2 separate regions of the Homo sapiens genome follow, and region 2 is linked to region 1. The links are chromatin contacts, found by Hi-C or POLR2A ChIA-PET in ENCODE. All regions are on one chromosome and are shown on one strand. Each heading gives the region's core, a stretch centred on a gene start or an enhancer-like site at or near the end of the contact. The rest is flanking DNA. Distances are from core to core; before and after follow the strand shown.

The links. A loop is a pair of places that touch in the nucleus more often than their neighbours do. ChIA-PET counts read pairs that join two places held with the same protein, here RNA polymerase II (POLR2A). Pooled maps may share reads with other maps.
Region 2: a map of dorsolateral prefrontal cortex shows a loop between it and region 1 (10-fold over the local background). The contact joins two enhancer-like sites. A Hi-C loop is called at or near these places in 5 of 168 maps with a recorded cell type or tissue (dorsolateral prefrontal cortex, head of caudate nucleus, mesothelial cell of epicardium and 2 more) and 6 of 50 pooled maps. POLR2A ChIA-PET finds 5 or more read pairs at or near these places in 2 of 52 experiments (CD4-positive, alpha-beta T cell and OCI-LY7).

What each region holds. Positions count from the first base shown.
Region 1 is chr2:2,574,719-2,580,017 of GRCh38, forward strand. No RefSeq gene overlaps it. Among named protein-coding and RNA genes, the nearest start is that of MYT1L, 250 kb to the left of the region's middle. Within about 2 kb of position 2,778, at least 2 of the 41 ENCODE cell types and tissues checked have a DNase peak (open chromatin) inside an H3K27ac peak, as active enhancers do; they include dorsolateral prefrontal cortex, where a contact is called at or near this core.
Region 2 is chr2:2,611,423-2,616,721 of GRCh38, forward strand. No RefSeq gene overlaps it. Among named protein-coding and RNA genes, the nearest start is that of MYT1L, 280 kb to the left of the region's middle. Within about 2 kb of position 2,114, at least 14 of the 41 ENCODE cell types and tissues checked have a DNase peak (open chromatin) inside an H3K27ac peak, as active enhancers do; they include dorsolateral prefrontal cortex, where a contact is called at or near this core.

The DNA of each region.
Region 1 (5,299 bases), core at 1,528-4,027:
TGTTAACCCAGGTAAACAGCTGGGGTGGAAGATTCTTCCAGAAGCTCTTCTGTCCCGTTTTCCTCCGTGCTGGCTATTGCCTAACCTCTCAAAGTGTTAGAGATGATGCAGGTCTGGCATGGAGATACCCGCAGGGAAGCCCCTGTCTCTGGAGCAGGGTCCAGCCATCCTGTCTGCATCCCTGCACCCACCCTGGAGGCTCTGCTGGGCTGCCCTGCCCCTCCTGCTGGCCTCCAATCCTGCTGTTCCCCCGGACCCCCACAGGCCACCGCGTCCGCTGGCCCTCATTGCATGTTTATCAGACTCGGGGGCCAGGCAGGCCCACTCTCCCTGGGCCCCCGCAGCTCCAGACCCTACCTGGCACAAAGTGCTGGCTATTTGTCCTCAGGATATTGTAGTTTTGAAAGACGAGACTCCTTGCATGAGATAACAGCTTTAAGGATCAGTGAAACTGATTCCATTCTAAACACAACTGCAGCAGGGATGGTCTGCAATACAGTGAGTGGTAGCAGAATCAAAGGGTAAGAGCTGAGTTCTACTCGTGAGGGGCTTCCCGTCTAGCAGAGTAACCGGAAGGAGTCCACCAGACAGGTGTTCAAGCTACGCTTTCCTGAGTATGACTCTGTATCCGTAGCCAGCTGATGAGCTACGCTTTCCTGAGTATGAATGACCCTGTATCCGTAGCATATGCGCCTGACCGTCTCAGTGCAGGGGATGATGGATGGATGTCCAATGGCTTCCTCGGGCTGATGGTACTGCTTAGTGAGAACCAACTGTTAAATTTTCAGGAATTTTGTGAGCCAGTTGATGTCACATAAGTAGCTTGAAATCAGCCAAGCAGGAGAATTTACATCACAGAAATGGGCAAATGCTATAATTTTTTTAGAGCCAGTTATTAAGCATCTACTAACATACCACTTATTAAACCCATCTATTAATTTGATTATTTAACAGTAATTGTTTATCAAGTAATAATTATGAGCATGACACTCAGATATGCATAAGATAAACAGGAGAAAATAGGTTTTTCCTAAGTAATTCCCCTTTAGCTTTGGAGCCCTAAAAATTGAACTATGTGCCTAGGGAACTGCCTGAGTGCTGGGTGTGCCAATGTCCTCTACCTAATGGAGATGGCAGGTGTCTCTCTGTGAGCCCTACTTGCCCTCTACCACTGCCCCAGTACAGGCCATGCTAGAACATGTATTGATAATGCTTTATGGGGAGGGGATGCTGTATTAGAGTTTCTGGTTTGCTTCTCAGGCTTCAAACACCAGAGGAGTTGACATCAGTGACCCTAACACTGGAGTGACTGGTGGGAGTTATGACACCGCCAGGGATCTCGGACCAGAGGCGCAGCCCCAGAGAGTGACAGTGTGCACTCCATGCAGTGTGGGGCTCACAGCCGGAGATCTGCCTAATTCTCTCTCTTCCAAACCTGCAGTTCCCAGTCCTTGGGGAGCTCCCTGACAAGTGCAGAATGGGACGAGCATGCAGGGGCAGCACCTGGCTTTAGGGGTGTCTCACCTGCCTGTCTGACTTGCTTACAGGCCTGAACCTCCATGAGGGTTGCCTGTGCAGTTTTTCATCCTTGTCTCCCTGGAAACAAGGACAGAGTGAAAACAAATAGAAGTCAATAATTTCTTGTTAAACAATGAATGAATAACAGAAAGATCCAGTTATAATAGGTCCAGTTGGCAGCTGCATTCATGTAAGAATGACCTATCCTATGGAAAATACTCATCAGACGTGCTATGTTCCACCTAAGCATGGGAGAATGAAGAACAGAGAGGAGGTGGGGAAAAGGAGGAAGGGTAGGGGAGGGAAGGGGAGAAGTGGGGATGGGAGGGGAGGGGAGAAATTTATTTTAGTTGAGACAAGAAAGATTTAAGATAGGGACTAGTAATAAATTTCTTTCTCTAAAGGTTGTTTTTAAAGAACATTATGGAAAATGGTCTCTTAAATAGTACAGAAGTTAGAACAATATTTGAGAAAAATTTCTGAAAAATTATCATCTGGAAACAAGTAATTTATTTGAGGCTAAAGACAGTAAAATATTGAACTTTTTACAGAAAGTAGAGATTATCTCTCTCTCTCAGTCTCTCTGACACACACACACACACACACACACACACAAGCACAGCTGACTTCCTTATTCCCCTACTCATTAACCATGTGGTAGATTCAAATATCCAGCAAATGTCCAACAAACGTCTTTAGATCTTGGCCAAGACACCCAGGAAGGTGCCCTCAGCATCCCAAGTCACCAACCATAAAAACACAGAAACGATGGGGCTTAGATCCAGCCATCTTTTATTTTAGAATGTACTGGGAACAGAGGATTCCTGGGGTCATAGAGACGATGAAAGCTGTTGCTGATTTACAGTATGGGCATTAAAGCCCATTTGCCTTTTCCATCAGCTAGAAAGGGCAGGACAGTCACATGGCAAAATACACACCTGCTTAAACTGAACTTACTCTGGAAAACTGTTTGAAATATCCCTAGGCTAGAATTAACGAAATTATTAACAGTAAAGCTATGTTCAGAAAAAGAAAACAAAGTGGAGATCTTCAAGATGTGAATTACAGAGACCATTATACTATTTTAAAAAATCAGCGTCCACATGTCTTAAACTGCTTTGTCCCTGGCATTAGGTCACGTACATCACAAAGCGCTGAAATATCACCATTGTTTGCAGGAACACAGCATAGCAGCCCCGAGTGTACATGGGGAAGCCTTTAAATCAATGCGGGCAAACAGCTCTGCCACACACCACGTGGGTGTTCTGGCAGCTGGCGATGCACGGCCCAGAATGTGTACTTGGAAGCCGGGAACGGGGCCTGGGCCTTGGTCTCTGTGGCTTTCGTTTGCTCTACCCTGGGATTTGCAAATCCAGAGTGGAGGCTGTGGTATTTCACTGAGATCATTTGGAAGCCACTTCATATTCTTCTGTGACACAAGATTCAAAGCTTAATTTATCAGATCTAAAGGCACCGTTTTTTCTTCATTGCCCGAGGCAAGAAGCCAGAGGCACCGCTGCATGTAATTAACATCGCATCCAACACAGACGGACCTGGACCCGGCGTGGGCAACGCTTTTCTTCCGGGATATTTATTGATGGGTAACTTGATTTAACAACAATTACGAAATAACCATATATTATACCAGAAGTCCCTAAATTGTGTGTACGTGCATTCAAAATAATTAGTAATTTGTCTTTTTAAAAATAATGTGTGTGTTAATTCAAGTTAAGTGTTTCTGAACACTAAAGTATTTCCCTTTAAAGATTTAAAACAATCTCAGCAGTTGGGGTGAAGGGGGTTTTAATAATTTTAATAAGTTTAAATATGTGACTACAATATATACAATTATACATATATATTCATGCACGCATATGTGCACATATGTGCACACACATGCACACAAATATGTCACATTGCACAGGGTCAGCCTGCTGCTGGGTGCCCTGTGAACCTGAATTCTTCATCTCAGCCACTGAGCCTGCTCCCTCTGTCACCCACTTACTGGTTCGTCCACCTCCAGGCACAGCCTCTTCCAATCCATCCCTGCACACTGGAGTGACCTTTGTGAAATGAAAATCCTCATACTCTTCACACAAAAATTAACGGAAACAGTATGGTAGATTTACACATAAAACTAGAAAACCTTTCCAAAAGAAAACATGACAGAAATCTATGTGGTCAAGGATCAGTTCGACACAGCATCCAAAGGCAGGAGCCACAAGGGAAAATTTGGTTATCTGGACTTTATAGAAATCAAAAACGTTTTTTGTCTATGAAAGTCTCTGTTAAGCAGATGAAAAGACAAGCTACAGACTTGAAAAAAAAACAGTTTCAAATCACAAATCCAACAAAGGACTTGTATCCAGAACATCCAAGAACTCTCAGCTGCACTGGGTAACAGTTTGGCAGTTCTTTACAGAAATAAATACGAATTTACCATATGGTCTAGCAACCCTGTACTTGAGTATAGAGCCCAGAGAAATAAAAAATTAATGTTAACAAGAAAAAAATCTGGAAATGAAAGTTTATAGAAGTGGTGGTCATAATCACCAAGGCCCAGAGGAGAAGATGAGGGCCCATCATCCTTTGACAGGTGAGTGGATAAAATGCGGCACATTCGTGCAATGGAGCCCAACTCAGCAGTGAAAGGGAAGGGAACATTGATGCCCAAGGCAACTTGAGCAGATCTCCAGGACTTTTTGGAGCCAGTCTCAAAAGGCTACAAGCCAGACGATTCAGTTTGCATGATATTCTAAAAATGACGTTTCTCCCTTTCTTTTTTCTTTTTCTTTCTTTTTTTTTTTGAGACAGAGTCTCGCTCTGTTGCCCAGGCTGGAGTGCAATGGCACAATCTTGGCTCACTGCAACCTCTGCCTCCCAGGTTCAAGCGATTCTCCTGCCTCAGCCTCCCTGAGTAGCTGGGACTACAGGCACACGCCACCACGCCCAGCTAATTTTTGTATTTTTGGTAGAGACAGGGTTTCATCATGTTGGCCAGGCTGGTCTCAAACTGCTGACCTCAGGTGATCCGCCTGCCTCGGCCTCCCAAAGTGCTGGGATTACAGACATGAGCCATCATGCCTGGCTGACGCTTTTCTGATGGAAAACGGGTCCACGGTCGTCAGGGGTGCATGCTGCGTTGTGGCTGTGACTGTGTGGGGGCAGGATGAGGGGCAGGGATCATTCTGCGCGGTTCCTACATGAATGTTTATGTGTGACAAAATGTCAGAGAACTGAACCCTTCTCCTTTCCCGGGGGAGCGGGAAACAGAGCACGTCTAAAACCTGGTAAATCTGAACAAGTCTGCAGCTTTCCTGATATCTTTGTACCCATGTCAATTTCCTGGTGCTGACGCTTTTTTTATTATGTAAAATGTCATCTCGGGAAGCTTGGTGAGGGATATTTAAGGACTCTGCACTATTTTTAGAACCTCTATGTGACCCTAAATTTATTTAAAATAAAGATTTCTGAAAGTTCTTAGTAGATTACCACTGTGATTAAAACGTCCCATAAATGTCACAGCATTCTCAGTCTAAAGACCAAGTGCCTTCCCAAGGCACAGAAAGACCTGTGGGATCCTGTCACTGTCTCCCCTCCTTCTCGCTTCCACCTGCTCTCCAATCTCTCAGGCTTCAGCAAAGCCCTGAGGTCTGTTTTCTCTGCCTCTTGTGGCCTTGCTGATGCCAACAGACTTCCCCAACTATTGACTGAAGATGTCGCTGACCCCCCAGGGTCCAGGCTGAATCAGGCGTCCTCTCTCCGCTGGGACACCAGGCAC
Region 2 (5,299 bases), core at 864-3,363, 36 kb after region 1:
AAAAGACCTCTAATCACCAAAACATTCTGAGCAAAAAGAACAAAGCTGGAAGCATTATGCTACCTGATCTCAAAACCTACTCCAAGGCTGTAATAATTAAAAGAATATGATATTGGCACAAAAACAGACACATCAACCAATGGAACAGAATAGAGAGCCCATAAATAAATCTGTGCATTTATGGTCAAATAATATTTGACAAAGGTGACCAGAACCCCCACTGGGGAAAGGACACTCTCTTCAATAAATGATGTTAGGAAAACTAGACACCCATAGGCAGAAGAATGAAACTGGACTCCGATTTCACCTTATAGACAAAAATTAATTCTAAATGGATTAAAGACTAAACTCTAAGACCAAAAACTGAAAAACTACTAGAAAAAAAAAATAGAGAAAAGCTTTCTGGCATTGGTCTGGGTAAAGATCTTTTGAGTTTGATCCCAAAAGCAGAGACAACAAAAGCAAAAATAGACAAATATGTTTATATTAAATTAAAAGCTTCTGCACAGCAAAGGAAACAACAGAGTGAAGAGACAGCCTGGAGAATGGAAGAAAATATTTGTGGAACCATACCTCTGATAAACAGTTAATATTTAAAATACACAAGAAACTCAAAAAAACTCCATACTAAGGAAACAACAAACCTGATTAAAAAATGGGCAAAGAACCTGAAAAGACATTTCTCAAAATAAGGCTACAAATGGCCAACAGGTGTATGAGAAAATGCTCAACATTACTAATCATCAGGGAAATGCAAATTAAAACCACAATAAAATATCACCTCATACCTGTTGTTACGATGCCTGTTATCAAAAGGGCAAGAGGTAACAAGGATATGGGAGGATGTGGGGAAAGAGAATCTTGCGTTGTTGATGGATACGTAAATTAGTGCAGCCATTATGGAATGCAGTATGGAAGCTCCTCAAGAAGTTAAGTAGAGCTGCCATATGATTCAGCATTTCACCTTCTGGCTATATACAAAGGAAATGGAATCAGTATGTCAAAGACAGACCGAACTCCCATGCTCCCTGCAGTATTATTTACAACAGCCAAGATATGGAATCCACCCAAGTACCTATCAACAGGTAAATGGATAAAGAATAGGTAGCATATATACACAATGGAATACTATTCAGCCTTAACACAATGGGGAAATCCTATCATTTGTGACAATGTGGATGACCTAGGAGGACATTAAGCTCAGTAAAATAAGCCAGAAACAGAGAGACAGATCCTGCATGACCTCAGTTTTATAGAGAATCCAAAAAAATCAAACTCATAGAAGAGAGTAGAATGGTGGTTATCCTGGCAGAGGGAAATGCAGGGAGGCATGGGGAGAGGCTGATCAAAGCATACAAAATTGTCATTAGGAGGAATAAGCTGAGGAGATCTATTGTATAACACGGTGATTATAGTTAATCATTAACTATATTAATTATATTATTAATATATTAACATGTATTGCATACTTGAAAATTGCTAAGACTACATTTTCAATGTTCGCAAGGTACACACACAAAGTATGTGAGGTAGTGGATATTGATTAGCCTGATTTATTCATTCCACAATGTATACATATATTAAAACGTCATTTTGCACACCATACACGTATTTCATTTTCATTTGTCAATCATTAAAACTAAAATTATTATTATTATTTTTTTAAAGAAAGATCCTAAACAGTTTTCTAAATATCTTTATTTTAGGTTCAGAAATAGTTTTCAGAGGCCTGGTGTTCCTCTGGGTCTTCTACCTGATGGGCTCTTTTCCTTGTTCAGCAACGTCCTTTAGGTCCCATGCTAGTTCTTTTTATTCGTGTTGTTTTCCTTTTTGTGAGTTTTTATTTTGCTTTAACTCTTCTTCAGGGAGAACTCAGTTGTCTAGGACTAGTGCCTGCCAACTGCCGCGTGGTTACATGAAGGAGCCTTGGATAGACTTGCTTCCCAGTCCTTAGCTAGAGTACAGCGTGATATGGAAGCGCCGGGCTCAGCCTCTGATTTAAGCCGCTCTGCGCACTGAGGACACCGCCCCAAACCCCATGACTCTACCCAGAATGCAAGCAAGATGGTGCCAGGGCGCACTAAATCCCCAGCATGCACTGCGACCGCCCTTAGTAGCAAGCGTAAACTACAATCCCCAGGATGCACTGCACCAGGGCTGCGCCTGCCTGGCGTCACGGGCGTGAATTACAATCCCCAGCATGCACCGGAGTAGCGGGCGTCATCAACAACCCCCTACGTGCCGCGCGCGGCCTCTAGCCCTCACCTGTGCTCTGCTTGTTCTGTGCATAAACAAGGGTCTATGAGGGTGCAGAGGGTGCTCTGAGGGGCGGGGGTGGGAGGGGCGGTGGGAGAAGACTATTCTGGCCACCAAAACGGCAGCACCGCTGCAACAGAAAAGATGCCTGCTTCTCTGGAGGGTAATGACGATGCTCTGAAGCTGACTGTGCTGCTGCAGGCATGCAAATCCTCTGACAGTTTTAAAGAGAGCACAGCACGCATTTTAAGACATGGCTCCACCAGCCTTATGGCAAGCGGAATTCTTATATAATGTGGCAATGTATGGACAGTCAGTTTTTGTTTTAGGGGGCGTCACAGATTGTGTTCACTTTGCATCTAGAACAGCTAGCCAGTGTCATTTCAATCTCTGGACGCCTTTAATTTGGGATGTGCGCATATGCATCTGTACTCTTGTGCATGTAAATCCAAGTGTGTGAGTGAGCACTTGCATTAAAAAAATAATAATAAAATAAATAAAGAGGGATTTCAAGATGGTGACAGCAGAGACTGAAGCCAAGCATAGGACCCTCCTGGCTGGGGCCCAGGTCAGTGACCAGGAGGTGGCTGTGGTGCACGACAAGGGCTACAAGTCCTTGTAAATGCAAGTGTGTGAGTACCAGTGCTCAAACATGTGCATGTATGCATATCCCCTTCTCCGGGAGAGAATCTCCTCCCGGTGGTGACATTGTTTACAGAGAAGGTTTTTACACTAGCTAGCTGAGAGGCTGTGACTACATCCATCCCCAGGCCTGAATGTCTGAACTACTAATCAGTATCCTCAGCCTGGCTCCTGCCTTCTGAGGATTTCCTCAGCCCACAGGCAGTCGTTCGAGCTGGGGCTCAGTGCTGTCTCTGTTAAGTCTCTCCAAGCCCGGCAGAAGACTCCTGAGACCACCCAGAACACGGAGCCTGTGCTAGTCAGGAAGGCTTGGGCTTTAGGGAACTGCTGTACCCCAAAGAGAGACAGCCTCCAGCTGCTTCTCTAAGACAGGCTGAGGCTCTGCACAGCTGGGAGTTGCTTGGAGGAGCAAGGGACAAGGTCGACCTCTTCTTCCTTCTTGCTCCCCAGGGTTCAGCAGGGCCACGGCATGCTTCCTAAGCTGTGTTCCTGTGGGCGCCTCCTCGGGGGTTATGTTTTTGTCGTTGATTTCAGTTTGTGTGCAAGGACAGAAGATGGAGTGCAGCAAACCTACGAAACTATCAAATCTGATATGAGCTCTAAGTAAAGCATAACTGCAAGGAGACAAGGGGAGCAGATGGTCAACAATTCTATTCAATGACGGAAAGCAGCCCCAATTAACCATGATCAGAACTAGGCTTATAGCCCTTGTCGTGCACCACAGCCACCTCCTGGTCACTGACCTGGGCCCCAGCCAGGAGGGTCCTATGCTTGGCTTCAGTCTCTGCTGTCACCGTCTTGAAATCCTCTTTTTCTTTTTTGACACGGAGCTTCACTCTTGTCACCCAGGTTGGAGTGCAGTGGCGTGATCTCAGCTCATTGCAACCTCTGCCTCCCAGGTTCAAGTGATTCTCCTGCCTCAGCCTCCTGAGTAGCTGGGATTACAGGTGTGCACCACCATGCCTGGCTAATTTTTTGTATTTGTAGTAGAGACGGGGTTTCACCATGTTGGCCAGGCTGGTCTTGAACTCCTGACCTCAGGTGATCCGCTAGCCTTCACTTCCCAAAGTGCTGAGATTACAGGTGTGAACCACTGTGCCCAGCCCCTCACATTTTTGAACAAGGGGCCACACATTTTTATTTTGCACTGATCCTCACAAATTTTGTAGCTACCAGCTGTCCTGACATAAACTTCCTCCTGTGGGCCTCAGTGTTCTTCTTTGCAAGATGGGAAGATTGGAATAAAAAGTTTTCAAAGATATTTTTGCTGCAAAACTTTTTTGTCAAAAAAGAATATATTTAGAACTTGAGACATAACCCATGTGATAGGGTAATATTTCAAATCCTTTCTTTTCTTTGTCCTTATGGTGCTGCTTCTTTTTCTTCACCTTTCTTGCTCTTTCTGCAGTGTGTCTCTGGGTCTCTGGAGGTGGGATAGGGGTTGTCTGGGGAATCTACCGTCCTAATTATCTGTAGGTGATTGTTTTGTTGCCCTGTAGGTCAAAGGGAAGGTGATTCCAATGCTTGGCATTTATCTGGCGGAATCCCTATTCCTCCTATGCCCTCCTCATCTGTGAAATGGTGATAGTAGTAGCACTACCTCGGAGGATGGTTATTAATGAGAAGCAAAAGTGAACACAACACAGGTTAACTACTTATATTTTCATGCATATTATTATTTGTATGTTTAGCTGCATCCCACTTCTTTTTTTTTTTGTTTTTTTTTTTTTGGAGATGAAGTCTCACTCTGTCACCCAGGCTGGAGTGCAGTGGCATGATCTCGGCTCACTGCAAGCTCCGCCTCCCAGGTTCATGCCATTCTCCTGCCTCAGCCTCCCGAGTAGCTGGGACTACAGGCGCCTGCCACCACGCCTGGCTAATTTTTTGTATTTTTAGTAGAGACGGGGTTTCACCATGTTAACCAGAATGGTCTCGATCTCCTGACCTCGTGATCTTCCCGCCTCAGCCTCCCAAAGTGCTGGGATTACAGGCGTGAGCCACTGTGCCCGGCATCACACTTCTTAAAGTAGTTACACACAGAGAGGCACATAGAAAGAAATCAAAGTAAAAAACACACAACACACACATACATAATGGTACCATGACCTTCTGCCTGGGGGCACATTTTAGACGATGGTGCAGGAATGAGGAACCCAGCGAGGGCAGTGGTCTTGCTTTGGACACAGAGATCATGGTCAGGGAGATAGAGGCAGCTGTGAATGCCCGGGCACAGTCCACAAAGGTGGGAACAATGCAGAAAGAGAAAGTTCTAGAAATACTCACAAGGGCTCGTTAAGTCTTTGAGCAAACACTTATTTGAACATGTCTAGGGTGAAATTCCAGGACACAAAGCAGAAACAACTGCCTGGTAGCTGTGAGGTGAGAGATTCCCCAAGCTCAT